Regions from separate parts of the Mus musculus genome. Here all the other regions are linked to region 3. Evidence: chromatin loops called from intact Hi-C (ENCODE). Cell type or tissue: left cerebral cortex. All regions are shown on one strand. Each heading gives the region's core, and the rest is flanking DNA. Links, peaks and the distances in the headings are about the cores only.

Evidence for each region. A loop is a pair of places that touch in the nucleus more often than their neighbours do. Peaks named below come from ENCODE experiments on the same cell type or tissue, not always from the same donor. Only the 100,000 strongest peaks of a DNase experiment are listed, where the experiment ranks them.
Region 1: it touches region 3 in a loop (5-fold over the local background); 14 of 42 quality-filtered maps call a loop at or near these places.
Region 2: it touches region 3 in a loop (2.4-fold over the local background); 14 of 42 quality-filtered maps call a loop at or near these places.
Region 4: a loop joins it to region 3, with 2.1 times the contacts of the local background. A loop is called at or near these places in 10 of 42 quality-filtered maps.
Region 5: it touches region 3 in a loop (3-fold over the local background); 5 of 42 quality-filtered maps call a loop at or near these places.
Region 6: a loop joins it to region 3, with 2.7 times the contacts of the local background. A loop is called at or near these places in 7 of 42 quality-filtered maps.

The regions. Positions count from the first base shown.
Region 1 is chr10:39,167,926-39,172,911 of GRCm38, forward strand. It overlaps a transcript of Ccn6 not described here. Among named protein-coding and RNA genes, the nearest start is that of Ccn6, 6.6 kb to the left of the region's middle. In left cerebral cortex, for the core only: CTCF peaks have their summits at 2,452 (motif pointing right), 3,353 (motif pointing right) and 4,018 (motif pointing right); DNase peaks (open chromatin) are centred at 2,444, 3,399 and 3,982; H3K4me3 peaks cover 1,013 bases; H3K27ac peaks cover 972 bases.
Region 2 is chr10:39,518,121-39,523,106 of GRCm38, forward strand. Fyn (Fyn proto-oncogene) reads left to right here. Exons shown (of 14, transcript NM_001122893.1): 6 at 4,634-4,732. Among named protein-coding and RNA genes, the nearest start is that of Gm40627, 70 kb to the right of the region's middle. In left cerebral cortex, for the core only: a CTCF peak has its summit at 2,448 (motif pointing left); a DNase peak (open chromatin) is centred at 2,363.
Region 3 is chr10:39,367,983-39,372,968 of GRCm38, forward strand. Fyn (Fyn proto-oncogene) reads left to right here and starts at 1,817. Exons shown (of 14, transcript NM_001122893.1): 1 at 1,817-2,208. It overlaps Gm31616 (predicted gene, 31616), which reads right to left and starts at 1,630. Exons shown (of 2, transcript NR_168583.1): 1 at 1,513-1,630; 2 at 1-623. In left cerebral cortex, for the core only: a CTCF peak has its summit at 2,315; DNase peaks (open chromatin) are centred at 1,716, 2,377 and 2,965; H3K4me3 peaks cover 2,634 bases; H3K27ac peaks cover 2,030 bases.
Region 4 is chr10:39,421,823-39,426,808 of GRCm38, forward strand. All of the region lies in intron 2 of Fyn (Fyn proto-oncogene), which reads left to right. Among named protein-coding and RNA genes, the nearest start is that of Fyn, 55 kb to the left of the region's middle. In left cerebral cortex, for the core only: no CTCF peak of the experiment used is centred there; a DNase peak (open chromatin) is centred at 2,951.
Region 5 is chr10:39,730,952-39,735,937 of GRCm38, forward strand. It overlaps Rev3l (REV3 like, DNA directed polymerase zeta catalytic subunit), which reads left to right and starts at 1,209. Exons shown (of 32, transcript NM_011264.3): 1 at 1,209-1,662. The coding sequence starts at 1,524. It overlaps E130307A14Rik (RIKEN cDNA E130307A14 gene), which reads right to left and starts at 1,056. Exons shown (of 3, transcript NR_038037.1): 1 at 787-1,056. In left cerebral cortex, for the core only: CTCF peaks have their summits at 441 and 2,152; DNase peaks (open chromatin) are centred at 596, 955, 1,136, 1,403 and 2 more places; H3K4me3 peaks cover 3,148 bases; H3K27ac peaks cover 2,813 bases.
Region 6 is chr10:39,432,650-39,437,635 of GRCm38, forward strand. The region is part of intron 2 of Fyn (Fyn proto-oncogene); the gene reads left to right. Among named protein-coding and RNA genes, the nearest start is that of Fyn, 65 kb to the left of the region's middle. In left cerebral cortex, for the core only: no CTCF peak of the experiment used is centred there; a DNase peak (open chromatin) is centred at 2,667.

The DNA of each region.
Region 1 (4,986 bases), core at 348-4,347, 200 kb before region 3:
CCTGGCCACCAGACTATCACCCCACCCCCACATTCCTCAGCCCCTACCCTTTACCAGGCTGTCCTGGCTGGCATACCCAACACCCGCCCCCTCCCCCCCACCCCTCACACACTGGGCTGCTCTTCTTTATTTAATCCAACCATTTTGATTATCCGCTCTTTTTCTTTGTCCCATTCGGTCTCCTGGCTGCTGCTCCTGGTTCCCCTCTCTTCCCCCCCCCCCCACATGGTTCAGCTCAGGATCACATCTACACTGGCCTCCCCCAGGTGTCTCTGCCTCTGGGTCTGCTCTCCCACATATCTATGATAAACTTTCTCCTCTGCCATACTTAGAAGCTATGTCATTGAAGCTTCCTCCTTATTTATATAAGGAAGGAAAATAATATTCTAAATACCAGTGATAAGCATATGTATTGTTGCCAAATATTTGATCACTGTGTGAACCCGATATTGTGTTGCTTACTGGAAAAACCTGATTCTATTTGTGGTGTGGCTCACCCATTGTGGTGTTTATAAAGGATAAGGAGAGAAGGGATGTGTTTTGGCGGATGTGCAGTCGGGTGCGGGCCCATGCCGAGGCATCCCTTTCCCCCTGAGGGACCAGCCACATGATGGTGAAGTGTAGAATAGAGCTTATTCAGGGCGTGAGGAGGGGAGATGAGAGGATAGTAGAGATAGAGAAGGGCAGAGAGAGAATAGAGAAGTAGAGTCCGACCATGAGCATGTGGAGAGAGAGGAGGGAGGGGAATGGAGAGAAGATACAGAGCAAGAGGACAGAGTGAGAGCAAGAGAGCAAGAGAGAGAGGAAGGGGCAAGCAGCTCCTTCTATAGTGAGTCAGGCACACCTGGCTGTTGCCAGGGAACTGTGGGGCAGAGCCTAGACTAAATGCCAACACTCATAACACGCAACCTTTAATCCCTCTGGCTGGAATACAGACGCACCCTTAGTACATACCTTTAATCCCAAACAATGAAGGTAAAGTTAGTTTGTATAAAGAAGCACCTGTGTTTGATGTCTAATTGGGTGGCAGACAAAGGGATGAATCAGAGAAAGATTTGACAGAATAGAATATGCCCAACTCTCACAAGGGCAGAGAGGAAAGGGAAGCTACTTTGGGGAGCAGAGCAAAAAGGGAGAGGAGGCAGTTTTGTGGGGAGAGTTTTACAGAGACAGGTTGCAGAGAGAGAACAAGCTAGACACAGGTGAACACAGAACAAGTCAGAGAAGGAGAAGGAGCCAGAAGATTAGAATAGATTGCCAGATTTAGTATGAGGCCAAGCAGAGCAAAACGTCAGAGGCAGAGAGAGAAGCCAGATTGAATCAGGCAGCTTGGAGTCGAAGCAGCCTGCCAGACCTCAGAAAGCATGAGCTTATTCAGCAGTAAGTTCCAGAAGCTGAAAGCATTCTAAGCCTGGGTTAGATTATATGTAGGCCAGAAGCTTCCAGGCAGGGCTAGGCCCATAGTAGCAGATTGGGGCAGTAAGCCACAAAGAGAACAATTAGATCAGGCGAATAAAAGATACTTTTACAGTGTATATTCTTGAGGACATTTACTGGTCATTTAGAGTTGTGTCCATTTACTTATACTAATTATTGAGCGTTTCTGTTAAATGTATCTCCAAATTTTACCAAGTTCTACTTTCAAGATTCCAACATGAGTGGGTGGAGAGATGGCTCAGCAGTAAAGAGTACTGGTTGCTCATCAACAAGACTCAATTCCCAGCATGTACATGGCAGCTCCTAACTGTAACTCCAGTTCCAGGGGATCCGATACCCTCACACAGACATACAGGCGGGCAAAACACGACTCAGTGCTTTGCCTACGTGACTGCAGTGAAGCAGGCATGAGAGAAGGCATGTTCTCCCTTCCTCCACTAACCGTATGCAGCCTTGTTAATGAACACTTGTGCAGTCCCTGAGGCAGCCAGCGATGGGGAGAGGGCCAAGGGGAGGTAGTGCCACTCCCATGCAGGGGGAATGGAGAAGTTACAACGTTCTGCTTGGCTGTTAATGAACCAGGTCCCTAGCAACCCTCAAACCACATATGCCCTGCCCTGCCACCTGTATAGGGCCTGGGTCAGAGCTTATTGAAAATAAGCAGGCGCCCTCGTTCCACGGGCGTAAAAAAAGCAAGACCAAATGTAAGTCCGTGCGGTATAATTCGCTCTGTCATTTGTTTTTGCAGAGGGAATGCTGAGTGGGAAGGAGAGCTAAGTTAATTAGCCACAGACACAGAAAACCGCCACATGAAAAGGAGGGAGGGCAAGAGAGGACCGAGCATTAACCATGCTCCCGAGTGCGGTTGGAGCTAATGTCACAAGCAAAGAAAAGCACGCAAATGCAGTGTGCTGTTCCTGGCTTTCTTTTTAACTTGGAGTTTTTTAATAATGCGTCATGAAGGTGTGTGGGGAGGGAGAACACAAATGCAGTGCCCATGGAAGCCAGAAGAGGGCGCCACAGTCTCGAGCAGTCCAAGCAGAGCTACCAACCTTTGTAAAACCTGTAGACAGGTTTACTGAGAGGGCTGTCAGCCTTGGCTAACAAGATGAAAGGTAATAATCATGACAGGATGCCCAGTGAGATGCTTTAACGTATATGTGGCATGCTTATACTAATTGTTGGTTTTTAACCTGAAATTCAAATTTGGTCATATAAGCTTGTACAGGGCTTTCTTTTATCCTGGATCATGTAGAAAACAGACTATTTTCAAAATAACAGGTGCGCTAGCTAATTTTATGTCAATTTAACACTAGCTAGGGCCATCGGAGAGGAGGGAGCCTCAAATGAAAAAACTGCCTACCTAAGATGGGGCTGTGGGCAAGGCTGTAGGGCATTTTCTTAATTAGTGATTAATGGGGAAGGTCCAGTCCATTGTGGGCGGTGCCGTCCCGGAGCAGGTGGTCCTGGGTGCTGTAAGAAAGCAGCTGGGCAAGCCATAAGGAACAAGCTGGTAAGATGCCACTCCTCTGTGGCCTTTACATCAGCTCTGGGCTCCAGGTTGCTGCTCTGCTTTAGTTTTTTGTCCTGACTTCCTTCGACGATGGACAGTCATGGACCTGTAAACTAAATAAATCCTTTTCTTCCGGAGTTGCTTGTGGTCATGGTGTTTCATCACAGCAATAGTAACCCTAAGACATGTTGCAAAAAACCTAACAAGTCTATATTTCATGTGATGATGGGCATTGGGAGCTTCAAGCCTTCGTGTTATTTTTCACAGGCAGATAGAAAAAACTTATTTTTTCTTTGTCCTCTTAAATGAGATTAGGTGTTGAAAACTCCCTTCACCCATGCAGCTTTCACGCTGTTTCCGGACTTTCCAGCTCAAAGCTGCACTAGACCCTGGTGGTCGGTAGATGGCGCAACGGGTCAATGTTCCAGCCGAAGGCTCTTATGGTCGCTGTCAGGGAAGAAAGGAGGCGCGCGTTTGCCGCAGAGCCTTGCATTATTGATCTCTGCTGCCGCAGAGGTGGGAGGAGCCCCGCCGCCATCTCGCCCAGACTCCTGCAGTAGCGCTAGGATGGTTGCTGCAAGAGGCTTTTCCATCCCTACAAAAAGTCCTTGGCTGGGTAGGGAACGTGCATTGCTCCTTCGCAAACATTCGGCTTTTTCATTCCATAGCAAGATCAGATTTCTCTGTGATGAGAATCATTACACACTGCGTTCTGAACAGCGGCTGTAGCCTTTGAAATATTTAAATCATTTAAATCCACATTTGTTTTAAAGTACTACCAAGTAGTGATACATAATATACCAGCAGCAGAAAGACAATGAGATAGTGGAGCTGGGGCGGGGCGGGGGTCCATCTCTCCTTTTGGTTTTCCAATCACAAAACATGCTTATATAGATAAACGGAAGTACTCTTCACATAAAATGGTCTCGTTGTGTCGATTTAAACACAGCCAAGTGTTCACCAATCATTGTCACCGGAAATTTGCACAATTGGACAGTCAGAAATGCTCTGACAGTCAACCGTGGGTGGGGCCTCCACGTGATCTCTGCGGTTGGAGCCTCGCCCTTCTGACCAGTAGAGGGCGACCAATCGATTAAATGGGAATCTCAGACAATGCAAACACATTTCAGAGTAAACAGCGAATGTGTTAACGCAGCAGTCCTTTTATTTGGTCGGTGTGTTCTCTGACTACAGATTTGTAGATTAGAATGTAGTATTGTTCTCTTTCTTTGCAAATCAGACATAGGAGGCATCTTTATGTTGTCTCATTTGCATTCGCCTAAATGAAATAAGTATTTAAACGTAGTCCAGAGCGACTCAGCTCACAAATCCTAGAGTTTTTGCACCTACAGCCTTCAAATGCAACTCTCCATCTTCCCCTTACTTCTCTTCCTTGAGACTTCCGAAGCATTACACAGACTTTCACGGGAAACACATCTTCCTTTGCTTTGAAGTGGATCCTGACCGAGCTCATTCTTGTATACAATGGGACTGTCAGCTGACAGAGCCCTCCACAAAAGATCCCCCAAATAAACCCGAGTCAAGATTTCACCGTGGGAAGCATGTTTCCGTCCTGGATGCTGCTACTCAAACGTCATTTGAGCGCTGGGTGGGCCTATCACAGAACAGTCTCAAGACTTTATAGCCAACCTTAGTATATACAACTGCTGCAACCAAAAATTTTCATTCTCAAGCTTAACTATCCCGATATATTTAGAATTTTAGCTATATTTAGAATCCTTTCCATCAAGTTACCTGTGGTCCCAGGTCCAGCTTCTGTTAGGCTGAGAGCCATCATTATTAGGCTCCTCCTCCGCCTTGGTTTGGGTAGGGATTCTAGGTTTCGCAGCCTGCAGGTCACATGGTCCTCCTTTCTATGGTTCACTTGAAGCCTGGAGACTGTGAAAGACTTCCTTTCCTCCCATTCTAGGAAGAAACATCACCGGGAACCCCGTCAGACTACAGGATATCCTCCTGTCCCCAATAGAAGCAAAGGATTCCAGAAACTGCGTCTATAGTTTGCTATTGCATGAAGT
Region 2 (4,986 bases), core at 464-4,463, 150 kb after region 3:
ACTGTGCATTTTATTTGACTGCATAGCTTTTAACGGTTGCAGAGTTCTCTGGTCCTCTGACCCTGTTCTCCTAGAAGAGAACATTGCTAAGGGACTTTTCCTTTAAGGATAAAATTCTTTGTCCTACATGGTATTTAAGTGCCCCTTTTCACGGTTATGGAAAAGAAAAGTAAGGTTTGTACAGCAAAACGATATCCTGGAGTCAAGGGTAATAACAGGGAAGGGAATACAGAGCAAAAGACAGAGCAGATGGTGTGAAGGCCTCCCTCCCTCCCTCCACCACCACCAGCCCTGACAGGAGAGGAATGGGGCTCTGTCCTCCCCGGGGCAGCTGCCCCCCCATGTGTTCCTTCTGACTACCCCTCCCATCAGGACGTGCTCAGAAGGCTCCTCCCAGTGCACACAGGGTTGGAGGGGTCCTCGCTGACCCGTTGGGAGTTCTCAGTAGTAAAAGGCTTGCGTTCACAGCACTGTAAGTTCACCTTCTCTCCCCACCCCCGTTCTCACACTTTGTAACTGGTGATTTACCCACCTTGAAACAGCATGTCCTTAAAATGCAGTGGGTGTTTTACATAGGTGCAATCATGGCCTGACCCAGGACCTACTGAAAGCTAGTTTCTGTCATAATCAGGAAAAAAAAAAATTGGTTTGATTTTTTTTTTTTTTTTAATAAGTTTGGTGGTTTGGTTTGGTGTTCAAAACAGGGTTTCTCTGTGTAGTCTTGGCTGACCTGGAACTCACTCTGTAGACAAGGCTTGTGTCCAACCCAGAGGTCCTCCTGTCTCTGCCTCCCCAGTGCTTGAGATTAAAGGCATGTGCCACCACCACCCAGCTGGGGAAAAAAAAAGTTTGTATTACCCAGACATGTGATAAAAGTAGTTTCAAGAGTCTTATCTTTGAGTAAGAAGTACAGCTGTGGAATGCAGGAAGAATCCAGTATCCCTGGCTGGCCAGACAGCTCAAGGCTGGCTGCTCTTGGCAAAGCCACTTCCTGCCTCCATCTGATCTCCAAAGTATCTGGACTTCCAGCACCTGAAGCCGCAGCCCTGTGAGGGACTTGAGGATTAAAGACGGGATGGAAGAACAGAGTCTGTTACAAAAACTTAGAAGCCATTCTCAACCAGTGTCGGATTAAATCACGGGTTTGGGTCAGACAATAAGACAGTATCTTACCAGGTACGAGTGAATTAAAAAGCTGAACTGTAAGAACAGTTTAAAGAACTGCAGCTTTATAGGCTGGAGAGACAGCTCAGCAGCTCAGGCCAGGGAACCTACTACAGTTCCCAGCAGCTCAGGCCTGGGAATCTAGTCCAGACCCCAGCAGTCAGTCCTAGGAACCTTGTCTAGTCCGCAGAAAGCTGAGTGTGGCAGGCAGCACTACTTGTAACCCATTCCTGGGAAAGCAGACAGACAGGAGGAGTCACTGCTCACCCAGTCTCGCTAAATGAGCTAGCTGCAGGTTCAGTGAGAGTGAGAGTCCCTTTCTCAAAAACAAAGAAGAGAATAACTGAGAAAGATGCCCATGTAGTCCTCTGGCCTCTGTAGACATGCAAACACACTGGCAAGAATACCTGAACAGCATGCATCACACACACACACACACACACACACACACACACACACACACACACACACACACACACACACACAGGCACAGATTTTCAAATGCTGATTAACTACAGTAGCTCAAGTCAAGAATAAGGGTCCTGGGCTGGAGAGACGGCTCAACCGTTAAAGGCTAGGCTCACAACCAAAAATATAAGTGTAAGGGTCCTGTTAGAGATCCCGCTCCAAACCAACACTGTGTGCAGGACTGTGGAGGTGAATGGGTGCTGCCAGTGAATTAAATAGTTTTTGCTTGTTTATTTACCTAACAGCTTGTAGTAGATATTTTGAGTCTAGGACCAGTGAGAATAGAGTGTGAGAAAAATGCCACAAGATGTGACATTTGCCTTATAATGTGTGACTGTTTGTCATTTGTGTGTCACTCTTGTGAGGGGGAAAAATGGCCCAGAAACGTTAAGTCCAGAGTGGTGCTATCTTTCTTCTGAACAACTGTTACATTCTAATGTGTGTAAACTTATTTAGATGGCTACACCAAAACAAGACAGCTGATACTAACTTAAATTGGAAATTGCCTCATTAGTGAGTCAATTCATGATTACTCAGTCACCTGAGTAAGACTGGGCTTGTCCCCGATTGCAGCAAGATCCCCCAACATCCTGACATCACCTGAAATTGGTGCTCGCTCTTTTTCACTTTGATTTAACTAGAAGTAACTTGATGAAGGTTAGCATGCGTTAGGAGACAAGCCTGGGCTGCCAGCTCTTCATTCTTCTTCACTGTCTGGAGCGGTTCCCAGGCTGGGAGCAGTGAAGGTTGGTTGCTGTGAAGAGCCAGTGGGTGATCTTTATGTTTTTCAATGATGAAATGTCTCCATCTAGTGGAATTTCAGAGCAGTAAACACTCACTATTAAAATGAAGGTAAAGCCTTTTTCTTAAACACATGGTGGTCAGTATAACTTCCAATATGCATTTAGATGCTAGACTTACAACTACATATATTTCTGTGGGGCTAGAAATGGGAACAGTGCTGACTTAAAATGTTAACTTGGTTTTCTCCTTGGGGGTGGGGATGGGCTCCTGGCCTTGTGTGCACTAGGCAGGCACGCGGCCACAAAGCATCTACGTCATGAGATGTACAAGGCAGAGGCACACATGCACACATGCACGAATGGTAGCTAAGAGAGATGTTCACTTGACAAAGGACATGGCTCTCCTTGGGGGAGTTTTGTCTATGTAAATTCTTTGATGTGTATAAATATTTCAAATAAGAATATGGACACAATGTGATTATAATTAAACAGTTTTCTGGGTAAGAGAACTACAGTATCACTCTCATGGTTGATCTGTTAGTTTAATAAGGTTAAAAAGGAAAGATGCTAGGAGTTTCTTTGTTTGTTTGTTGTCTCACTATGTAGCCCTGACTGTCCTGGATCCCACTTTGTAGACCAGGCTGGCTTTGAACTCATTGAGATTCACCTGGCTCTATTTCCAAGTGCTTGGACTAAATGTGTGCTCTAACACCCCTAACCAAGAAATAGGTTTTATAATCCCTCAAAATTAGAGAGATAGCTCAGGAGTTAAGAGTGTGCTGCCAGCACCCACATCAATAAGCTCATAACCATCTGTAGCTCCAGCAGGATAGAGGTCTCTGGTATCCAAGGGCACCTCCACTCCTCTGCACATTACTGCATAGAGAGGCACACATGCCTACACATAATTTTTTAATATAATTTTTTAAAACTTATATTAGCACTTTGGGTGTGTGTGTGTGTATGTGTGTGTTTTCTACTGTTATTTATCTCATAGCCACACCCACTTGGATGAGTTCCCATTTTATTCTTTTATTCTGTGACTTTCTAAAGCCCCACCAGATGTCACTGGTCCTTGGTACCCCTGCTCAGAAGTTTTTTCTGTAGGGAACCTGAAGGAGGGAGGACTCTGGCTTAACAGGAGGCCAGGGTGTCTACCTAATGTTGACCTGGGGAAGGTCTTCCCAGCCCAAAATCAGTACGTTTTCTTCCCTGACTGAGCATCAACAGAGCCCAGCCAAAGACAATTTTAAAAAAAAGAAAAAGAAAAGAAAGGCCTGAGGTTTCTCTTGTTACCTTCACAGACTAAAAAAAGAAGAAAAGGAGGTGATGTGTCTGTAATGGTCAGAGGCTGAGGCGCCTAATATGGTGACCGGCAGGCCTGTTTCCCTGGCCCTCATAGATAGAGAGGCTTTCATTTGGTGCAAGTCACAGCTAAACTCCACGCACATGATCATTGGCCCACCCACTGTTAATGGGAGGAAGCTCACATGCCATAAACCTTCATGAATCCAAGCGTATGGATAATAGTTCTATATATAGTGACTGTAAACTGAGAGTCGGAAGTGCCCTTCCTGATTCACACTCTGAGAATTTTGCTGCAGTGGCTCAGAGATCTCTTCTGCCCTCCAGCTACACAACTGCCTGGCCTCCATCTGAATCTGGGGGTGGGGGTGGGGGGAGCTATGAATGTTTAATAGAGTAACATCCTGTTGAGAGTGTCTGAGGAAATCCTGTTATGTGGTGTTCTTATACTACCTGCAGAAGGTCATGTCTTCTTCCTACTTCGTCAAGAGCAAGCTTGATAGGTCCACTAAGCATACATCCAACCCTCACTGGGCCTCCTACTGCTTCTCCAAAGTAAACTGAGGCTGGTGTGTGTACTCCACACACACACACACACACACACACACACACACACCCCTCATTCAAGATTGCCTCCTACCCAGAAAGATGCTCCTCCCCGAGCCCTAAGTGGGAAAGTTTCCGTTTCAGGATCTCCTGATGATGCCCTTGAACTCCTCAACCTCCTACTGGGATTTCCACCCTTAGCTTATGTGGGGCCGGGTATTGAACCTAGAGCCTCGTGCACGTAAGAAAAGCACTCTGACTTCAGCGCGTGGTGCTTTGGATTTCTTAGGGCCCGTGTTGAAAGTTTGCAGAAGGGGGCACAAGGCTACAGAAAAGGCATAGGGTCGGCCTGCAGAATTCCCAGCTGGATGGTGCGTTCAATTCATGTCCCTTCTTTTCCTTTGCAGGGAAGGAGACTGGTGGGAAGCCCGCTCCTTGACAACCGGGGAAACTGGTTACATTCCCAGCAATTACGTGGCTCCAGTTGACTCCATCCAGGCAGAAGAGTATGTTGTTGTTGTTGTTGTTGTCTGTCTAAATATCTGCTTTTAATTGTCACATAAAATGCCAGTGACACAGCACAGGAGCGAGAAGACCTTTCCCAGTGGTTAAGGGTTGAGAGGCTACAGTCCTGCTGTGCTGTCGAGTCTGCGCAGTACACTGTTATTCACTTCGTGGTTTCCTTTGAGCCCGTCCGTTTTCTGATTGAGAAGCTCTATGTGAGTACCCTAGATGAAAACCCAGTAACTTGCTCCAGATG
Region 3 (4,986 bases), core at 691-4,690:
ACAACCAAATCTAAGAGAAATTCTAGAACAATGTCTCTCCATTTGTTGGGTAATAGATACTGCCTGTAAGAAAATAAAATTTCAGGTTTAGAACAAAGCATGGCTTGCCTTGGGTAGGCTGAGGACACTGTTTAAGTCAAATCTACTTTGATGACCTTTGGGAGCAGATCAAAATGGGAAATAATGCTAACATCTTTCCAGGGCTTTCTCACTTGTTCACAACATCAGCAAATCTTCTTGTGGAGACAGAATCCCTTTAAAGCTATCCGGAGGAAGAGTTGTGGGGTTTTCCTGTTTTTTTGTTTTTATTTATTTTTTTCAAAAGTAAGTAAAGAGAAAAAAACAGAACAGAGTCTTGCTGGGAGTTGGTTAATTTGTCATTTAATCATTTTGCCTCTTATTGGTCCACTAATTACGTGAAGAAGCTATTATGCTGCAGATGCCAAAAATGAGACTCCTCTCAAAGAAATTATTAACAATGGAGTGACTTAGTACCATCTGCTCCAGGTTTCAGGAAGAGATCGGACATGGAATTCCTCAGTGTCACCTTCTCTTGTCCTCAGTTTCCTCGTCCATCACATGAGGATCATTTACTGAATAGCAGCAAATTTCTCAAAAGAGCACTGCGGAAAAGACAAAGAAAAAAAAGTCAGCAAAAGAGACTGGTATTTTTAAACTACAGGGGAAATGTACTGAGCAGGAAAGATAACACAGACCTTGAGCGCCTAAGGAAGCCAAGGCTGCTTCGCTTAAACTTACTTCTTAGAAGATTAGATTTGCTGAGGGGGAGGGATGAGTTTCTTACCAAAATCATTAAAGAAAATGATTCTGAACATGTCTTAAAACAGAGTTCTCAGTAAACAGGAATTGCCTATAAAGAAAATCAGGAAGGCAAAATGTTTCTTTTTATGAAGTTACATCCTGCCATAGAAAAGCTGAATCGGAAATAAAGACTGCAGACCAACCCGGCTATTATTTCGTCAAGGAAAATCTGAGCAAAAAGCTCAGCTCAGCCACCAGCGAAAACAAGAAAACCAAGAGAAGTTTGAATGCCCCAAGGAGCCAGACGAGCAATGGCCACTGGTAAACAGCTAGGGAAAAGCACAAGCAATCTCTACTGGGTGGTTTTGGGACTCTTTGTTGCAGGCCCCTTGAATTTCAGTCATACTTCTCTTTCACTTTTCCTGGGGTAGGTGTGGGGGGGGGGGCGGGGAGCATATTTGGGTACCCAAGAAAATGAGACTAACAAGTCATTAATTTCTTACTATTTGTTGTGCGTTTGCTGGTCCTAGCTTTCCCAGTTTCTGCAATGGTACTTCTCTACTTTGCTCCTCACTTCCCTAATTTGCCATCGCCATTCTTAACACCTTTCCATTTTATCCTCCCACTCTCAAAGGCGAGGCTATCTCTTTGGAGAAATAGGTTCCCATGGCTGTGAGGCTGGAGTGGCAGGTGCCAGTCTCCACTGGCAAAGTGGAAAGCAGCTCATTCCCTGCGCACTCTCCTGCCCACCTCACCAACTCGCAACTCCACACGATCCTCAGACACACAACTCTTCCTTCTCCGCCAACCTCGCATCCTCTCACACACCCTGTGGCCGTGCGCACCGCAGGCTGCCCGCCACCACTGTAAAGCTCAACCCACTCGGCGGCCCCACCCATGGCCGTCCCGCCTCCGACGCATTCACCAATGGCTGCCGGCGCTCAGCCCTCAGCGGGCCCTTTGATAGGGCAGAAAGACCTGACAGTCTCAGGGCGTGTCCCGCCCCCTCTCGAACCCCTCGGGATCCGGAGCAGCCCGAGCATCAGCGAGAGTAGCTGCGAGAAGCCGCGGCGGTGGCGGCGGCGCGTCGGTGCAGTTGCGCCATCTGTCAGGAGCGCAGCCGGCGGGGAGGGGGCTCCGCAGAGAGGAGGAGGGGTCGCCGTGCGCCGGGCCTCCGAGACCCGCCCGCTGGTCAAGAGCTCAGCGAGGCCGCCTCTAGCCGGAGCGTTTCGAGGACTCCCCGGGCACACACAAAGCCGCCACCCGCGCCAGGGAGGGACCGGGCTGCCGGGCCGGGGACACCGGCGCCGCCCCCTCGGCGCTTCGCGAGGCCCACGAGCTCCTGGGCCCCGCCGCGGAGCCGCGGGAGCCGCCTGGGCCGCGCCGGAGGAGGGCGGGGAGAGGACCATGTGAATGTGCTCCGGAGCTGAGCGCCAAGCCAAGCAGGTAAGCGACAGGGGATGCGCGGAGCCTCGGGATGCTGCGGAGACGCCCGGCCCAGCGCCCCCGCACGGGCTGCTCCCGCTGCGGTCCCGCCGCGCAGCCTCCAGGGCGCCCCGCGACGCAGGACACTGATGCGGGGTGCCGCCCCGAGGCTGCGCAGGCACCGGGGTGTCTTTCCTCGGCCGCCGGCGGGTGCCGGGTGGAAAATAGGAATTGGCTTGGGGGTGAGGTTGGCCCAGCTCCGCCCCCGCCCTCCTTTCGCGGCCCCCCGCGGGGACCAGGGCTGTGTGTGTTGTTTTAATGTCAGGGATGATGTAATCACTTAATAATTGATGCCCCGTGCTGCTTTCCTCCCCACCCAACCCCTGCCCCACTCCTCCACCTCTCGGCTTCCTCCCTCGGTGGCCCTTGCCGTTCCCCAGCGCATCCTCCTGCCTATTTCTGGAACCTCCCTTGCACTTCCCCCACCCTCCCCTTCACCCTTCCTGTGCTACCACCCACCCACCCTTCCCCTTTCCCCTGTGTCTGGCCTTGCCTCCTCTTCCTCTGTCCCCCCACCCCTTTTGCTCTCTCAAGCTTATTTCTCCTCCCTTCTCGACACGCTGGATTTCCTCCCTACTTCCCTAGGTCGGTAGACGGTTTTGTTTGGTCTCCTCTAGGCTCTCTTATCTTTGAGGCCACAGGGACTGACTGAGCTAGAAAGAGGCCACCAAGCTTGGGCCCAGGAGGCGTTTGCTGGGACTCACTGGGAGGAGGGATAATAAAATCACCCGTTTTGCCCCTCCTTCCTCTAATAAATCAGACTCATTCTGTGTGTGTGTGTGTGTGAGTGTGTGTGTGACACAAAGAGCCCTTTCAGTTCATAGAGGAGAGACACATAAAGTACCCAGGGCACCATGCTTCTTGTGTCTCATCCCTGGGGCGTCCCTTTCTTTCTGGTGAAGCAGTTGATCTCTTAGTCTTTTCTGCCACACTTACCAAAAAATGAAGGCTCCCGGATCCCGGGTGGCAGGTGCAGGCATTTAGCTGTGTTTACAGACTGGTAGCATTGAGTGGCAACTGCAGTTTTCTCTATTTAAGGTGGTGGTGGGGGGGATTATTTCAGCTGTTTTAGGAGTTGCTATACTTTCAAGGAACCTTCCCCTATCCCTCATTTCCCCCCTTTTCTTCTTGGGGGATAGTTACTGATACCTGAGACAGGATAAATTGATGAGGGATCAGAAGAATTTTGTGTCTGAGTCAGAATCAAACTGTTTAACACGAGTGAGGCAGCCTGACTGGATTCCCTAAAGTCCAAGGCCTCTTTGCTGAGTGAAGTCTTTTGAAATGTGCTCTGGTCTGCCCAGCAATGCTGCCTAGCCCTTTTATTTAAGAAACTGGGGCCATGGATAGCAAGCACTTGGGCTGGCGTTTGGAAGACCCTGGAGGTGTACCACTTGTCTGCTTCAAGGTTGACTTTGGAAGCTCACATCCGGCCTCTCACCCTTTGTGCTCAGTCTCCCTGTCTGGCTCTACCCAGTGAGTACCACACATTCAGACTTGGAGGAAGTGGTTTCAACTCTCACACTTTGGGTCTAGTTAATTATGAACAGGGGATGTAGATGTCTGAGTTCAGAACCTATGGTGTTCCTCTGAAGGTAGAAATGTTAATGTAAGTCTCAGGCTTAGTTTGTCAAAACTTAGGTCTGATCTGCTGATTCCTGGGTTGTGGGGTCTCAACTGTTGAAAGTAACGAAACTGTCCCAAGTTTACTCTTTAGCTGTTTTATCTGAAAAGAGTTGTGATCCATTAAGCTGACATCTTTTGTGGAACATATATATTTATACATATACACACACAGTAGAAGGGCTAATACTGAATGTTCTCTGAAAACAAAGGCTGGTTTGTTGGGATGCCAGACCCAGAAAGGAAAGTCAGTACACGATAAACTTGCACCGTACTGACCAAGTCAGAGGCACTTATTAATGATAAGGTTGCATGAGTGTGGGCGAACACCTCTACTTTCTGGAGGTCTGAAGTCCCCTCCCCCATCGTCTGATGTTCTTGAAGCCCAGGCCCAGCACACGTGTCAATTCTGAAGCCTTTGCCAGCTTCTCTGCTCCAGGCAAGCCACCATGTCTTCAAATTTGTCTTCCAACACCATTATCAGATTCTGTTTTTGTTTTCTGTCCATTTCTGCCATTGGGTAGAGAACCTAACCCAATGGTTTCTTGGTTTCTGTCAGGTTTTACTTTTGTTGGTATTACCTGGTAGTTCCATTTAATGAGCGACAAATGTGAATTAGATCAACGATATGGACCCAACGTCTTTTAAAAGAGACTCATGTTAGTAGCTAGAGCAGGCCTGAAAATGTATAATGGTGCTAAACCAAAATATATTTATTTTTGTTCACATGTAGCCCTGCATAGGTGTCTCTGCTCAGTAGCTGGCTTTCTTCTGTCCTGAGTGATTCTGGGTCCCATTATCCTATCATGCCACAGCTTTCCATAACCTGTTGTAACAGTTTCAACCTGTTTCAACGGATTGGTGGGATGAAGAGTTGGGGAGGGTGCATCTACCTTTAAAATGCTTTGGTCTGCACATGTCACTTCCACTCTGTCTTTAGAAGAGTCGTGGCTATATGACCATGCTTAACAGCAAGAGAATCCAATGAGAAGTGTAGGTTAGCCATGTGCCCCGAGAAAGGAAAAGGCTTGTGTGTTTGGTAAACACTTTTGCATAATAACACTTAACAAAAGCCATCATTGTTTGGTTGCTTTGATTTTCATCTTCAGCATGTTT
Region 4 (4,986 bases), core at 710-4,709, 54 kb after region 3:
GCTGGAGGGAATGTGTAGCCAGCGGGCGTCGGTTTCTTTCAGCCCACCACGTTGCCATCTCTGTGCAGGATTGAAAACATGATGCTTGGGCTCAGTATGGTGAAACCGGTGCTTCAGCTTGGCATGCGTAAATTTCATCACACTTTAGTAATTCAGATAAATGGCACACAGAGCGGGATGCTTGCCAGTTATTGGTCTGTGTTCGCTCTGCCCTTCTCACAGTTGGCTGATTCTTCAGGGCACATGTGCATAGATACAGAGTTTCAGAGGATGGCCTGAGGCTGGTCCAAACTACAGCCCAGCACTGTAGGAACCAGGCTAGTGCCCCAGTGAAGGACACACATTGCTGTCAGTGGAATCTGCAGAGAGACACTTAGCTTTTGTTTATCAGGCAATGCAAGCATTTTCTCTTCGATTGAAAGAGAAGAGTGATCATAAACCATGGGTTCTTAGTACAGGCCGTCTACTTTCAAACTCATCTAGCCTTCAAGAAAAGCAATGCTTCTTTGGTTAAATAAGTTGAGGTCTTTGTGTGTGGAGCTGAGAGATGGAGACCATCAATGGTGAATATACTTGGATAAATACGGAATGCAGGGGATCATCCTTGGCTTGTGATGGTCAGCCAGAGCGTTGAGAAGGCCAGGCTCAGCACAAGGGACAGTGTGTCAAGACTGGTGAAATAGCTGAGCTGTACCTAAGCAGCCCATCTGTGCTTTTAAAATGCATGTGCCTCTGTTCACTCTGTTAGGAGCGTGTCATAGGAGTAACTCACAGATGAGAGGGCTGCAGACACAGAACATACAGAACGTTTGAGAAATCAAGAAGACATTGTCTGAAGTTTGTCCTCTTTGCCAGCCATTTCTTGATGTGATTAGTGGGGACGACACTTAGAGAACAGGGCCACTGACAACCAAGAGGAAGTGTGTGGGCACTGTTTGTTTGTAATCCAAAAAGTACTGAAAAATCGAGAGAGAAAAGTGAAATGACCCAGAACCCATCCCTTGCCCTAGAAATCTGCATCTGTGTATCCAGGCTTACAGCAGTGTTTCCTCATGGGGCTAGAACTCTGTACGTTCGTTTACGACCTATTTTGAACACACTAAGAAAGCACTGTAGATTTCGGGTTGTTGATTATAGTTTTATATCACAATTTTTCATTATTTAAAGAATACTTTATTAGTTTCTGTAATCAAATCCATGGAGACAAGACCTGACATGTTTAATACAGCGCATCACCCCTTTAAAAATGAGGAAAATGAATGTCAGTGTTTCTAGATCAGTATGGCTGCTCATTTATGTGCAATGCCAGCCCAACACAATAAACTGGGATGCTTACCCCGAAGCTGACATCACAGCTAATGTGTCTAAAGCTTCAGGTGATATAGCCGTGGAGATAGTAATATAAAAAGATCATTCATGGCAATGCATCAGGAGCAGCAACAGCTTCACCATTTGAACAAAAATTACAGAAGTATCCAACATACTCCATTAAAAAAGTAAAAGACAATATCTCAGCAAACGGCATAGTTTTGTTACTGTTGTGGTACCAGGAGCCATTTTCTTAAATTGACTTCCCCATCACCTAGGTCCTTATACAAGTAAAATGTTTAAATTCAGTTGTGTAATTGTATCTCAGTAATTTATATATGGTGCTGTTCATTCACAAGATTTACTTTCTTTCTTGTTCCAGCCCTGTAGTTGGCACTGAGTTGCCATGCTGAGATCCGGTAATACAGCAACGAGCTTCTGTAGCAGTGAACGGGAGTTTTTACTGAGAAACCGTGACTTCATAGGATCTATGAAGCACCAGTTTTTTAAGTTTTAATTTTATTTCTCCTAAAGAGAGTTTTTGTGTTGTTGTTACTGCCTTCTGATGGTCAGGTTTGAGTTAAAGATAGGTTGTCCATTACAGTTACTGAATCCTTGCTGTAAGCATGACATATTCATGTTGTCACCACCTTAAATGGAGCTGGGTTTAGCATTGGCAACTTCATGTTTAAGACCATACTTTTAAAAACATAACTAAATCAAAGGCATTTGAGGAATAGCTAATATAAATATTGTAGGTAAATCCAAGTATTTATCTCCATTTCTCTTCCCACTTGGCTAGGTGGTGCTGACATATCTCTACAAATACCAGGAATCCTCTCCTCCAGCCACATGTGCAACTTTTTGAAGCTAGGCAGTTCTGTCAAGAGCAAGGTGCCAAACTCTCTTGACAACTTAAAATAATAAACACCATATGTATTATTTTTAATATAATAGGAAATTTCAGTGATGAGGAATACTCTGAAAATGATAGAATTCTTCACTGAAATTCCACCTGCTGCTTATTACGCAGTCAAATACATTATGCAATAATGTGATTGTTGTCTTTGTTCTTTGGGAAGTGTTCAAACAGTTGACGGACTGGGAGGAGATTGCTGCTGAAGCCAGTCCATAGCTCCCAGTCCATAGCTCCCAGGGGCCTGTGGAGAGGGGACTTGTTGTCTCTGACTGCAGCCTTCCAGGACAGGCACCTCCTCTGTATCTTTCTAGATTTTTCTTTTTCTCTGTCTGTCTCTCTCTCCTTCCTTCCTTCCTTCCTTCCTTCCTTCCTTCCTTCCTTCCTTCCTTCCTTCCTTCTTAAAGCTTTCACTTTGAGACAACCTGGAAAAACCTTACAGGTTCACATGGAAAAGATAGACATGCTAACACAGTGAACATAACAAAAGCTTAGACACCTGCCCGCTAATGCTGAAGCTCAAGTTCTGGAAGTCGGACATGATACAGGGGCTGAAAGAATAAATTGATATTCCTCTCCTTCCTCACCTGCTCCTTCATCAGGATCCACACCAGCTTCCCCATCCTTCTGTAAGGCAGCCTGGTCCTCACAGGCCTCAGAGAACACCCTTCCTCCATGTCCTCACCCACATACCAGTGCACAAAGACAAGCTTGGCATACATCAGATCAAACTTGTGATGTAGGCAAGCCCAGGCCTCCGCAATGCCTGTGGTGTTTCTTGGAATGCACACAGTTCTCTGTACGTTGGCCAGCTCTCCACCAGGTACCACAGAGGGAGGGTGGTAATTAATGCCAGTCTTGAACCCAGCAGGACACCAGTCCACAAACTGGATGCTGTGCACGGTTTTGATGGTGGCAATGGCAGCATTGACATCTTTGGGAACTTTGTCTTATCAGATTTATTTTAAGAGAAGCTCCTTTTTTTCAGAGAAACTATTGGGAAGTCTTTAAAGCATATACACACATACAGTATTCACACAGGTGTACATGTATACACATACATAGACACACAGAGAAACAGCCACACATGGACAGAGTTGGTTTAAAGGCTCATACCAAGTGAGTATTTTTACCTTTCCCTTAGCGGATTCTGAAAGCTTCCAGTGGAAGAGCAGAAGCAGAGCGTCCCCTCTTCACGTTCAGGGTTTCACTCTACTCTCTTCTTGTGGAGAATCTGAGGTCTCATCCGAGGAAGCGGCGGGCGCTCCCACTTGACTTTTATTATTCTCCTCCCCATTTTATGTCTTTTGAGTCTTAACTTAATTCATAAACTCTAAACCTCTTTTATGAAAGTTTACTCAACAGTTAGGTTTTATTGTCCTTTCACTCTGTTGTTGTTGCTTTGGTTCTTTGAGACAGGGTCTTACTGTGTAGCCCTCCCTAGACTGCAGGTCGCTATGTGAATCAGGCTGACTTCTAACTCGGAGATCTGCCCGCCTCTGCCATCTGCATGCTGGAATCAAAGGCATATGTCACCGAGCCTGTCTGTTTTGACCTATTTTTTAAAGTCTTTCCTCAGAATGGTGTTTGAGTGTGTTGTAGGATTCCCTCTTTGTTTTCAGCTCCATAGAGCAAGCATTGCACCTTCTCTTGCAGAACTGATACACTCATGAAAATGGCAGTGGGGCACCCACATGGGCTAGGGTGAGAAATGAGGGCTTACAAGAACTGCTACTAAGATGCCCTGCAGTCTGCTGTAGCTCCTGTCTCACTAGGACACTTTCTTGGCACTTCTGTTATGAGAGCTTAGCAGTAGGTGCTCCATACCCATCCTCATGCTTGTTCACACTTCAGGTAAGACCTCTTTCCCTTTGGGATGCTGGTATCCATGTAAGTTCTTGCGCCGACACAATGAAGGTCCAGGTGACACGAGTTTACATGTGAAGACTCTCATTGGTTCACTGATTTGTCTTAGAAATCCTGTGAGTGAATGGTTATGACTATATCCATTTTATCAAAGACAACTCAGATCTGGAGAGATGAGGCATCTCATTTAAGACTGTAACTTAATTACTCATCTAAATATGGGGTCTGTCTGAGTAGCCTGCATGTTAGCAGTTAATTACCATACTCACTCTGCATCTTTCTTCCAAGCACCTTCTGGTAGGGGCAGAATTGGAAGCCATCAGAAGTGTTTGAGGAACCCTGGGGATCCATTGTACTGGATGGATGTTTCTGTCCATGCGACACAGGCTTGACTCCACTGTCAAGGTTACAGCTCTTAACCCAGTCATTGGCTCATGCAGGGCTTTATACAGTCTTTCAAATCACTACGTTAGGTAATAGGTTATAGGTGATTGCAGATCTGTACGAGGGAAAATACTAAGTCTTAGCTTGAAAATACCAATCCAGCTTTGCAGATTACACGCAGCACATTGCGTTGGTACACTCTTGTAGGCACCTTCTGATTACAGTGAGGAATGCACAGTGAAGTAAATGTTCACTCCTCACAGAGCTGTTTTGGCAGATGGATTGTTTACAGTATCTATCTAATCTCGAGGCACTAATAGTGTGTGAGTAACCTCACTGTGTGTATGAAGGTAATTAATATTCAGTCATTTTCAGTAGGGCCTTTATCAAGGGTGTGATTCCCTCTGCAAAAACACAGCAAGTGTCCAGAATGTCTTTTATGTAAAGAACACAGTATTTTAGAGATGACAATCACATGTTACTTGGAAAACAAGTGGCACACAGCCCTCATG
Region 5 (4,986 bases), core at 287-4,286, 360 kb after region 3:
CCACTTCATCTCCTTTCTAGCTCCAAATAAAGTTGGTTTTTATTTTATGTCTTACCCCACCCCCTTTTTCTTCTGTGTCAACCCGTAGTAAAATCTTGCACTAAGAGTGAATGAAAACACGCCGACTTTTAGGAGCCTTTCCCTTTTGCCAACATTTTCTCTGAAAGGCTCTCGGGGCTCTCCGAGCAGCCGCGAGAGGAGTGGAGGGAGGGAGGTGAGTGGAGCAAACAAGTCTTTCCGTGTTCTCGCTCGTGCCGCGTGTGTGTGTGGGGTGTGTGTGTGTAGCCTGCGCGGGGGAACCCACAGTGGTTGTCCTAGTGCGAGAGGGGCAGGCGGTGGGGGAGTGGGGGGGTGGAGAAAACCACGACGGTGGGAAATCCCTGTGCTGTCGGTGTATCTGCCCAGCTTGGGCAAAGCTGGGCAGGGCCGCGCGTGAATAAATCTCCTTAAGTGGCCGGGCGCAGTCACTGCAGCACCGCAGAAGAGGAGGCGGGCGAGGCGGGGCGCGAGGCTCGCCCGGAGCTGGGGGGAGGGGAGGGCGGAGGAGGGAGCGAGCGCCAGGGCGGCCCTTTTATAGGCCGAGGCCCGCGCGCCCCCGCCCCTCGAGCTGGCCCGGGCTCCAGCTCCGCCGCCGCGTTACCTGAGAAGGGCCGGCACGTCCAACGCTCCGCCCGCCCGCTCGCTCGCCCGCCCGGCCCGCCCTCCCTCCTTCCCACCCTCCCGCTCGGCCAGGGCCGCCCGAGGTCTGTGCCGCGCCTCCCTTCTCCCGCTGGCGGCTTCCCTTACCTTGTGAAAACAAAACAAAACAAAAAATATCCTCTCCGCGGCAGCCCCCGCCTCTTCCGTAAGATGTGACATGGCGGTCGGCGAGGGGAACTCGGGAAGCCGCCAAAACCCTGCGCCCCTCTGAGCCTATCCATGCTATCGGCGCTCCCCGGGCCCCGCCGCAGTGACCCGGCCCACAGGCCGAATCATCGATTCCTCGGCGCGCGGCCCGGCTTCCCGCCAGCTTCTTCCCCAGCCGCGCGCTCCGAGCGGGGGAGAACCCCCTCCTCGTCCCCTCCCACCCCGGGCGCGCGCCCGCCCGCCTCCTCCCCCCCCCCCGTCGCCGCTCGCGCGCGCGCACACACACACCCCTCCTCCCCTCCCCCAGTGGTTGCGTCCGTGACATCATCATCATGGCAACAAGAGCTGCAGCCTGGGACCGAGGAGCCCGTGTGATTCCCGGCGGCGGCGGCCGTGGCGGCAGCAGCAGCGGTACCACCCGACCCGACGAACGCGCGAGGGCTTCTCTCCCGCTGCCTCTCGCCCGGAGCGTCTGAGGAGGCGGCGGCAGCACACAGCCTCCGCAGCCTCCGCGCGCCGCCGCCGCTGCCGCTCGTCCCGGCGTCCGTGCGAGGGGCGGGGGGGAAAAGCCGAACCGAGGAGGAAGGGGAGGAGGCGCCTCTGCGGAGCCCGCCGCCGCCGCTGCTGCCAGGTCGCTGAGTGGAGGGGAGGCGGTGGCGGTGGCGGCGGCGGCGAACATGTTTTCTGTGCGGATAGTGACTGCCGACTACTACATGGCCAGCCCGCTGCCGGGGCTGGATACCTGCCAATCCCCGCTCACCCAGCTCCCTGTCAAGAAGGTGCCGGTGGTACGAGTCTTCGGGGCGACCCCGGCAGGTAAGCGGGAGCGGGCGGGAGCGGGAGCGCGGGCGCCGGGTCGTCGGGGCTGCCCTCCCTCCGCGCACTCGCGCGCACGCCGCCGCCGGCGGCCCTCTACAGGGTCGCTGCGGAGTCTGCCCTGTTCTCGGCTTTGCTCGCCTTCTCTCTCGCGCGCGTGACAGGAGGCGCAAAAGAAAAAAAAATGTGGGCTCGCGTGAGCGCTGCGCCCCCCTCCGCGGCAGAGAGGCGGCGGGCGCCCGGTCTCTCCTTTGCGAGCGGCGAGCAGGCTGGAGCCCCTGCCTCGGTGGGTCGGGTGGCTGCGCCTCGTCCCCAAGGACGAGTTCGCGGGTCCTTAGAGGTCGGTCCCCGGCGGAGACCCCGGCCACTCGCTACGTGTCCCTAGTGCCCCGTTCGAGAAAAGGCTTTGAGGGCAGAGGCGAAGTGTCAGGCGTGTTGTCCGTCGCTCCCGGTTGCCTCTGTTCACCCTCGCTCTCCTCTGCCCCTGCCGGAGATGCTGTGGCTGTAGAAAGTGGCGCCCGGGGCCAGATAATTTTTCTCATTGAAGTGACCATGTGGCTCTTCTGTGAGTGCAGGTCGTGACTGCTTAGAGTTTAATGCCTCGACAGGGACAGAGCGGCATCCTCAGGTGCAATGCTTTCAGGAAATGTGCATCCATGGAAATAGGAACTACGTGTTTGTGTCGCCCAACATAAAATACTACACCTAATGGGGGTGGATTCGTTAGGAAACACAGCCAAGCTCAGCAGCATAGGCATTTTAAAATTCCTCTAGGCTGGGTTGCAGGGTTGCATTTTAAAAATAGATTAAAAAAAAAAAAGCCATTTTGAAGAAATGGTGGGGGGGGGAAATGACAAGCTATGTTCTGGAACACTCTTTGGGTTTATAATATAAATAGGTTAGGGGCCAGATATACAAGGTTTTGCGTTTTTATCTTTCAGTTTTGCGTCTTTTTACATGCTTTAAACTGTTAAGATGAAATGGTAAAGCCGTATTCTGGAAGACGATTCTTACCAAGGTATAGCCCTATGGGGTTTCAGACGGCATTTCCCACTTGATGCTCTTTGCCTTCGTCGCCATTCATCTTTATTACTACAGTCAGCTTCTGTGGACTACCAAGACAATACCATTTCCCAAAATACAGACACTCGTTCTAAGCTACTACCTTTTAATGTGAATTCTCTTTGTTAACAATGCCAATGACATAAATAAGGCTGGGTAAAAGACTCCTTTTTCAAGTAGAGTTTGATGCTGTGAACCTTGGAAGATCGAGAACCGGAATGCTGGTAACAGTTGGTAGAAAGTATAGCATTTGAGACGTGGAAGACTGGAAAATCAGAGGCATTATAATGTTCTGGAGGATAGGTTTTCTACCTTTTTAAATGCTGTGCTGCTGTCTTTGTTTTGATTTGGAATCTCAGGGTAATACACTGCCTGTTCTCCTTTCAGCTGCAGAGGATGATAGTGAAGTTGATTTTCAAGTTGTAGAGCAACATGCTAATAGGATATTGTTGTGGTGGTCCAGTTTGTATGGTGGTCGAGTTATAGGTTTTCCTGCTACACTCACTCAATAGGTATACGTGAGTGATTTTAAAACTATTATGTAGGAAAGCTTTTGTTTGTGCGATTGCATGAATTTCACTTGCTATTAGCCGATTCTGTGAAAGAGTATCTTTTACAAATAGACTGGTGTAGACACTTGTGTTTCTGAATGTTGGAATGTGAACTATTTCATAAGAAATATTTATCTCTTCTTCTTGAATATCTTACAATAGGTCGCCAGCCTCCAATTAAAAAGAGAAACCCTCTGTGTTTTTTGTGGTGTACTTGGAAATGTATACTATAAATGAAGAAAAAATAAGTACTTGTGATACAGGCAAAAGCAATCATCACGTTGCTAAGGAGTATCATGTTGCTAAGGAGTATCAGGTTGCTAAGGAGTATAAGGTTGAAGGTATAATTCACAGGTTAAAGCAAAAGTTTCTGTTTCAAGCATGACACATAGATGGATGTAAATGTCAGTTTAGACCTCAGTAATTGGTTCATTAATATATGGTAATAGTGCTTGTGAGATACCTTGGTGCTGAGGTCAGAGGAAAACAATAAAATAATTCCTTACATAGTATAAAACAAATCTTGTTTCCTCAATGTGAGAAAAAAAAATTGAAGTCCTTGGCACACACTTAAAGTCTCCAGTTTTTATAAATCAAGCATTTTTAATGTCATAGACCGCCCCCCAGTAGAGTTAATATTAATCCAGACTCAATGAAAACTACCCTGCAGAATTTTCTGCTTTAAATTCTCTTCCCAAAGAAAACTAGTCCAGGCCATGTAGATTTAAAACTTGGAAATAATGTAATAGAGCGGCCAGAATATTTTATTAAAAATCAGTGTTTGGTGGGTGTGGCGCTGAATGCCTATCATCTGTCCCTGGTGGCCAAGGCAGGTGGATCTCTGAGTTCAAGGCTAGTCCGGCCTACTTAGCTAGTTCTGGAGACCCAGGACTACACAGAGAAACCCTGTCTTGAAAAACCAAACCAACTAACCAAACACAATTTGAATGCTAGAATTTTTTAATGAAAACAAATTTACTATTACAAAATTCAGACATATTACTAATGTGTAAACTATGTTAATGGACATTTGTAACACCTGTAAGTCCTCACCTTGTAGGTGTTAACTTTGGAAGTCCGTAATTCTTTGATTTGGAGAAAAGATTTTTTTTTCTTAAACAGAATTTGCTATTCAAAGTAGATCCAATATCAGCAGAAGAAAGTTTCTCTCAAAATGGCTATTTGAATTATAAATTCCGAGTCAATTGGATTACTGCTGTTGCAGGAAAAGTAATTTTCTGCTTTAGGAAACAGTCCAGTTAACTTTTGTTGTCCTGTCTTAAGGACATATTTGGAGTAATGTAAATAAATGTCTTGGATTTAAACACCTGTGTTTTGAGTTTGTGAAATTTGAAAATATTTTTTTAAATAGCATATTCAGACTTGAATGTGAATTTTTGACTGATTGGTTTGATCATTTGCTAATTGAACATAGTGATTCCTTATAAAAGTCACTTCATTTCTTTCATGTGAGTGAGGGAGTTACGTTTTAGAAACCCTTAGTTCTTTAAACTCATTAATTTTTTTTTTTTTTTACATCTCTTTGGTGTGTGTGTGTGTGTGTGTATGTGTACACATGTTTTCAAACACCATGGTGTGTGTGAGTACATGTGTGTTTTCAAGCACCATGGTGTGTGTGTGTGTGTGTGTGTGTGTGTATGTGAGTACCCAAGCACCTCGGTGACATTTGGAGGTCAGAGGGACTCGTTCC
Region 6 (4,986 bases), core at 699-4,698, 65 kb after region 3:
AGTGTCTGTTCTCTCTGGCTCTTTCAGGCCTTGGAATGTAATAGAGTCTGCATTGACAGGCTTCCTGCTGGACCACAGTAGGCCTTGTGGCTTTGCTGTGCTTTCTTGCTTATGCTGACCGACGGGGTACACCTGTACTGTTGCTGCACTGCCTTCACAAGACAAAGGTCCGCTTGCGTCAGAGGGACTCTAAACCTCTGTAGAGGACTCTGACCTCAACCATAGTGCACTCCTTCTCAGTAGATTTTCAAATTACAAATGATAAACCTAAAGGACGTCGGGTCTTGGGGGAGGGGCAGCTGTCATGCCAGCCGAGCCTGAGCTAGGGAAGCCGCTTCTGGTTGTACATCAAAATTACCAGAGAGATCAGGGAGAGGCGGGGAAAGGGAAAGGGACTAATTCGGGGAGTGAGAGAGATTGATTAGAAATAGAGGGGTGAGTGTTCTTTGACCTCCCTACAAACCACAGCAAGGACCGGCTTCCTCTGGCTCCCTGCCTAAGAGTTTGAGACTTTTCTTGTCATGTAGGACAAAGCTCAGCATTGGTGATGGCCTTCTTACCATCGTCTGCTAAGTCAGGCAACTCGTGGAGGTTCCCTAAGTGTGCCCCAAGATACAAAATGCAATTACCTACATAATGGACACAGCTTTATTGCAGAAAGTATATAAAGAAGCCCTCTGTTAGAATGGATCTCTTCAGTAGAGCCCTTGTTATAAGCCCATGAAGTGCTCAGTCTGTGTCTACCAAGGGCATGGCTAGAGAAGGCAGTGGCCTTGTGCTGACCCCAGGAGGAGAAGCTGAAACTGGGTGCCCGAGTGGAACAGATGGACAAGCTGGAGACAGCACTGGTGCCCAAAAGACATGAGTTAGGCTTCAGCCTGCTTAGATAAGTTTCCCCTTCAGTTGTTGAGAGGATTAAATGTAAAATTCTTGGAGCATATGACATCTTCAGAGTGTCACTCCCTGTCCTCCAGCCCTCCCCTCCCCTCCCCAGTCAGAGCCTTGTTGCCATCTTAAACACTTCACATCCAAATCTCAGGACAAGAACGTAAATGTCATTGGCAGGTGTTGATTCGGTGGGGCAGACCCAAGTGCCCCAGCTCCTTAAATGGGTCTGCAAACTCAGCTTAGTAGTGACAAACTCTGTCCTCAGTCACGGTGGACCAGGACTTGTGGCATTTCTATCTTCCCAGCAGCTTGACGGCTACTAAGAGCCAATTGCTAAAGAAGGGTATTAAATGCTTTTCCTATTTTGCAATGTAATGCTGACTTTAAGTCTCTTCCCTTGGGACTTTGGTGGAGTCCTTTGGCTAGTGGGTGGCTGTCCGAGTTTGCTTTCTGTTGCTGTAATGAGCACCATGACAAAAAGCAACCTGGGAGTAAAGGGTTTGTGTCACCTTACACCTTACAGTATAGCATGACGCGAAGACAGGCAAGGGGCCCACACAGAGGCTGCGGAGGAGTGCTGCAGACTGGCTTTGCTTCATCACTCGCTCAGCCCACTCTCGTATGCAGTCCATCTCGGGATGACTCCACCCAGTAAGCTGGGCCCTGCCATATCAATCAGTAATCAAGAAAATCCCTATAACCCAGTATAATGGAGGCATTTTCTGTTGAGGCTCCTTCCCAGATGACCCTAGTTAGTGTCACATTAACAAGAAACAAACTAGTATATTTGTAGATATTAGGGAAAAGGGTCATCTTTGATGGGAGGTAGTGGAGACAGGTTCTTCTAGGGGGTGGAGCTGGACTTAAAACACCTGACCCTGTAGGACATGCTGTAGTGTCGAAGGCACTTCCACTGCTTAGCTTTCTGTCCCGTCGAGACTTGCTGGCTTTGGAGAGCCTGAGGTGGCTTTCAAGGGTTCCTGGAATGGTTTGTTGTTTGTTTGTTTGATTGATTGATTGATTGATTGATTGATTGATTTACCACAGTACCTGGAATCACTGGAATGCACAGTTGTTCTCTGTGGCTCCAAGTAGCCCAAGCAAGAGTGTGGCTCCAAGTAGCCCAAGCAAGAGTGGGCAGTGGGGCCTTGAGTTGTGCACAGTCTGGATTAGATGTTAAGAGTCCCTCCGACTTGCACTGGAGTCTTAGAGTGCAGCCATATACTGGGGCAGTGGGAGACCAGTTTATAAGTCAGTAGAAACTTCTTACTTAGTCTAAGCCTCCGTGTGTGTGTGTGTGTGTGTGTGTGTGTGTGTGTGTGTGTGTTTTCCATCCCCTAAAGTGCTGTTGTGAACTCGGGAAAGAAAGGAAGCTGTTAGAAAAGCAGAACTGTAGAAGAATCTAGAGAGCCAACCCATGAGCAGCGCCAGCCCCCTCTTCTCTTGCCCCCGCCCCAGCTTTCCTTTCACACAGCCTACATTTGTTTTTCCACTTAAGTATTTAGAAGGTTTGTAATCCGATCATTTAAATTTGTGGTTATAAATGACCTTTTCTTTAGGAAAAAAAAAAAAAGAGGCAGTTGGTTCAGAGAGGGTGGCTGAGTCATTCAGCAGTGAGTGACACTGTGAGTTGACTCACAGTGGGCACCAGGGTAAGGGGCTGTGGCTGAAAGGGTGGCGGTAGACATCTGGATGGAAAAGGGTTAAGCAGACACTGCAGACCCTTGTTCCTCAGGCTCAGAAGGTGAGCCAGTGCTGGTCTAAGTGTAGGTAAAGACCAGTGGGTGGAGCAGCCTACCAGCAGCAGCAGCAGCAGCAGCAGCAGCAGCGTGAGTCACGTGTGGATTGCCAGATGCAGCAGAAGCATAAGGATGCCCAGTTGAGTTTGGATTTGAGATGCACAGTGAAGCTGGGTAATCAGGGCACACACCTTTAATTCCAGCACCTGGGAGGCAGAGGCAGTCTGGTCCAGGGCTACACAGAGAAAAACCCCGTCTTGAAAAACAAAAAGAGAAACCAAGTATTGGACTGTAATTCTTACCATAGCTTATCAGTACATCCAGCTAATAACTGTGGCTTACATAACATCAGGGACTATCAGAGATACGCATTGAATCATTTTGAATATAATTTTGTCCCAAACTGTGCATCTGAATTCGAGTTTGGCCTCATGTTCTGATTTTACTCAGTGATATTTCTGCTTGGCTGTGCCCCTAACATTTGGACAGCTCTGTGACACTTTCACAGAGTAATGACAAGGCCGGGAGGAAGGGATTGTGGTTGAGAGCCTCTTAGTTGGTGGGAAAATTAATGTTCCAAGCTTTCCCCACGGAGAAGACACTGTACGACCAAACTGCTGGCTTTGTCACAGGTGCTGTCTCAGTTGGCAGAAGGTCCTCAGAGGCCTCCTCAGATGAACGCGGCCTGACAAATTCCTGGAGGTTCTTCTACTTAGGATGAAGGCCGAGAGCCAGCTTGCCTACTACTCTCTTGTTTTTATAAGGGAACTGAGGACTCCTGAAGCAGTGCTAAGGAAACCTCAGATGGAGGCCGCTGAGGTCTTTCAGTGCTGTGACTGGATTCTTAGTGACTCTCAACTGTCCGTACAGTCAGGCAGCAGAGCTGCTTTGTGGACACAGCCCTGATTTTTGTTACTGTTAAGTTCTGCATAGGTAGCCCTTTGTTGCCAGTTAACAAAGACTGGGCACCAGATAGTTACAGGGATGTCACTCATGACAGTGGGTGTAGTATGAGACATGTCGTGTGTTTCCCGAGCATAGATACTCAGTAGCAGGAAAGTGAAACTTCAGAGTGTGTGTGTGGCCCCTTTCTGGGTTCTCTATTTTGGGGTCTGTGATGTAACTTCTTGGGCTTTTAATTTCTCAGAAATGAAATGTTCTTATAAAGTTTATTTAGTTTACACTAGCAGCTTTTGAAACAAACTAATTTGAAGATGAGGAGACACCAATGAAATCAGTAGAAGTCAGTAACTGTATCCACTGCAGTATTCCTTCAGGGACTTGGCATAAGCTGATCCTTCTCTGTACTCTCTTTATGTAGTTTATCCCACTCCTACCTTGGTAGGTATTTTCTGGTATTTCTTTGGAAAGTAAATATCCAATATCAATATAGTAGTGTTCTTTATGTATGCATCTGTCTTCCTTGGATCTGCCTTTAGGTAATTCTGCATTTAGACTTGTTACTTCAGAAATTAAATTATCCTAGGCAAGTTGTTCAGTATCTTGCATTGCCCTTCATCTCTGGGGTTTGTTCACACCTCTGCCAGGAGTCAATGTTACACATTACTTCCCTCCTGATAGCATTTCTCAACCTGTGGGTTCCAACCCCCCCACAGGGATCACATCATATCCTGCATATCAGACATATCAATATTTACATTACAGTTCATAACAGTAGCAAAATTACAGTTGGAAGTAGCAATGAAAATAATGTTATGGTTGGGGTTTGCCACAACATGAGGGACTGTATTAGGGTCACAGCATTAGGAAAGTTGAGAAACACTGTTCCATGACCTTAATAGCACGAGACTCCCCTTGCCAGGTTGGAGAAGATGAAGCAGATTATGACTAAAAAGCTGAGTATGTGATGGAGGAGACTGGCTGAGATCCCAAAGGTTTGACAGGTCATAATCCTTGTTTACAGATACTCTCAATAGACCCCAGATAACACAGATAATTCAATGGCTACTTTTATAGGTACCAAATAATATAATCACCTGAACTAGAAAAGTTGAAAATTATGAGTTGTGTAAAAAGATTGCTCAAAGAAATGAGGCAGTACCATACACTCAAACAGCCTGTTGGAAGCAGGTGTTCTGAAGTTTGGAGACAGGGGATTGATTCTGGGAACAGGTTTACTGGAGAGAGAGATGAGAAAGCAGCAGTGGGAATTCTGTCTTGTTTTAGAAGAATTTCATCTGAATTCTGGTCATCTGGTATCAGACTGCCATTTCCTATCAAGCAAAAACATACCTGGTGAGAAACCTAAGAGTTTTACATACTTTCTTCAAAGCTAGCTGCAAGTCCATCTTGGTAAATAGTAATTAAGGATTCTTCCTCAGTTGGTTAATGGTACCCA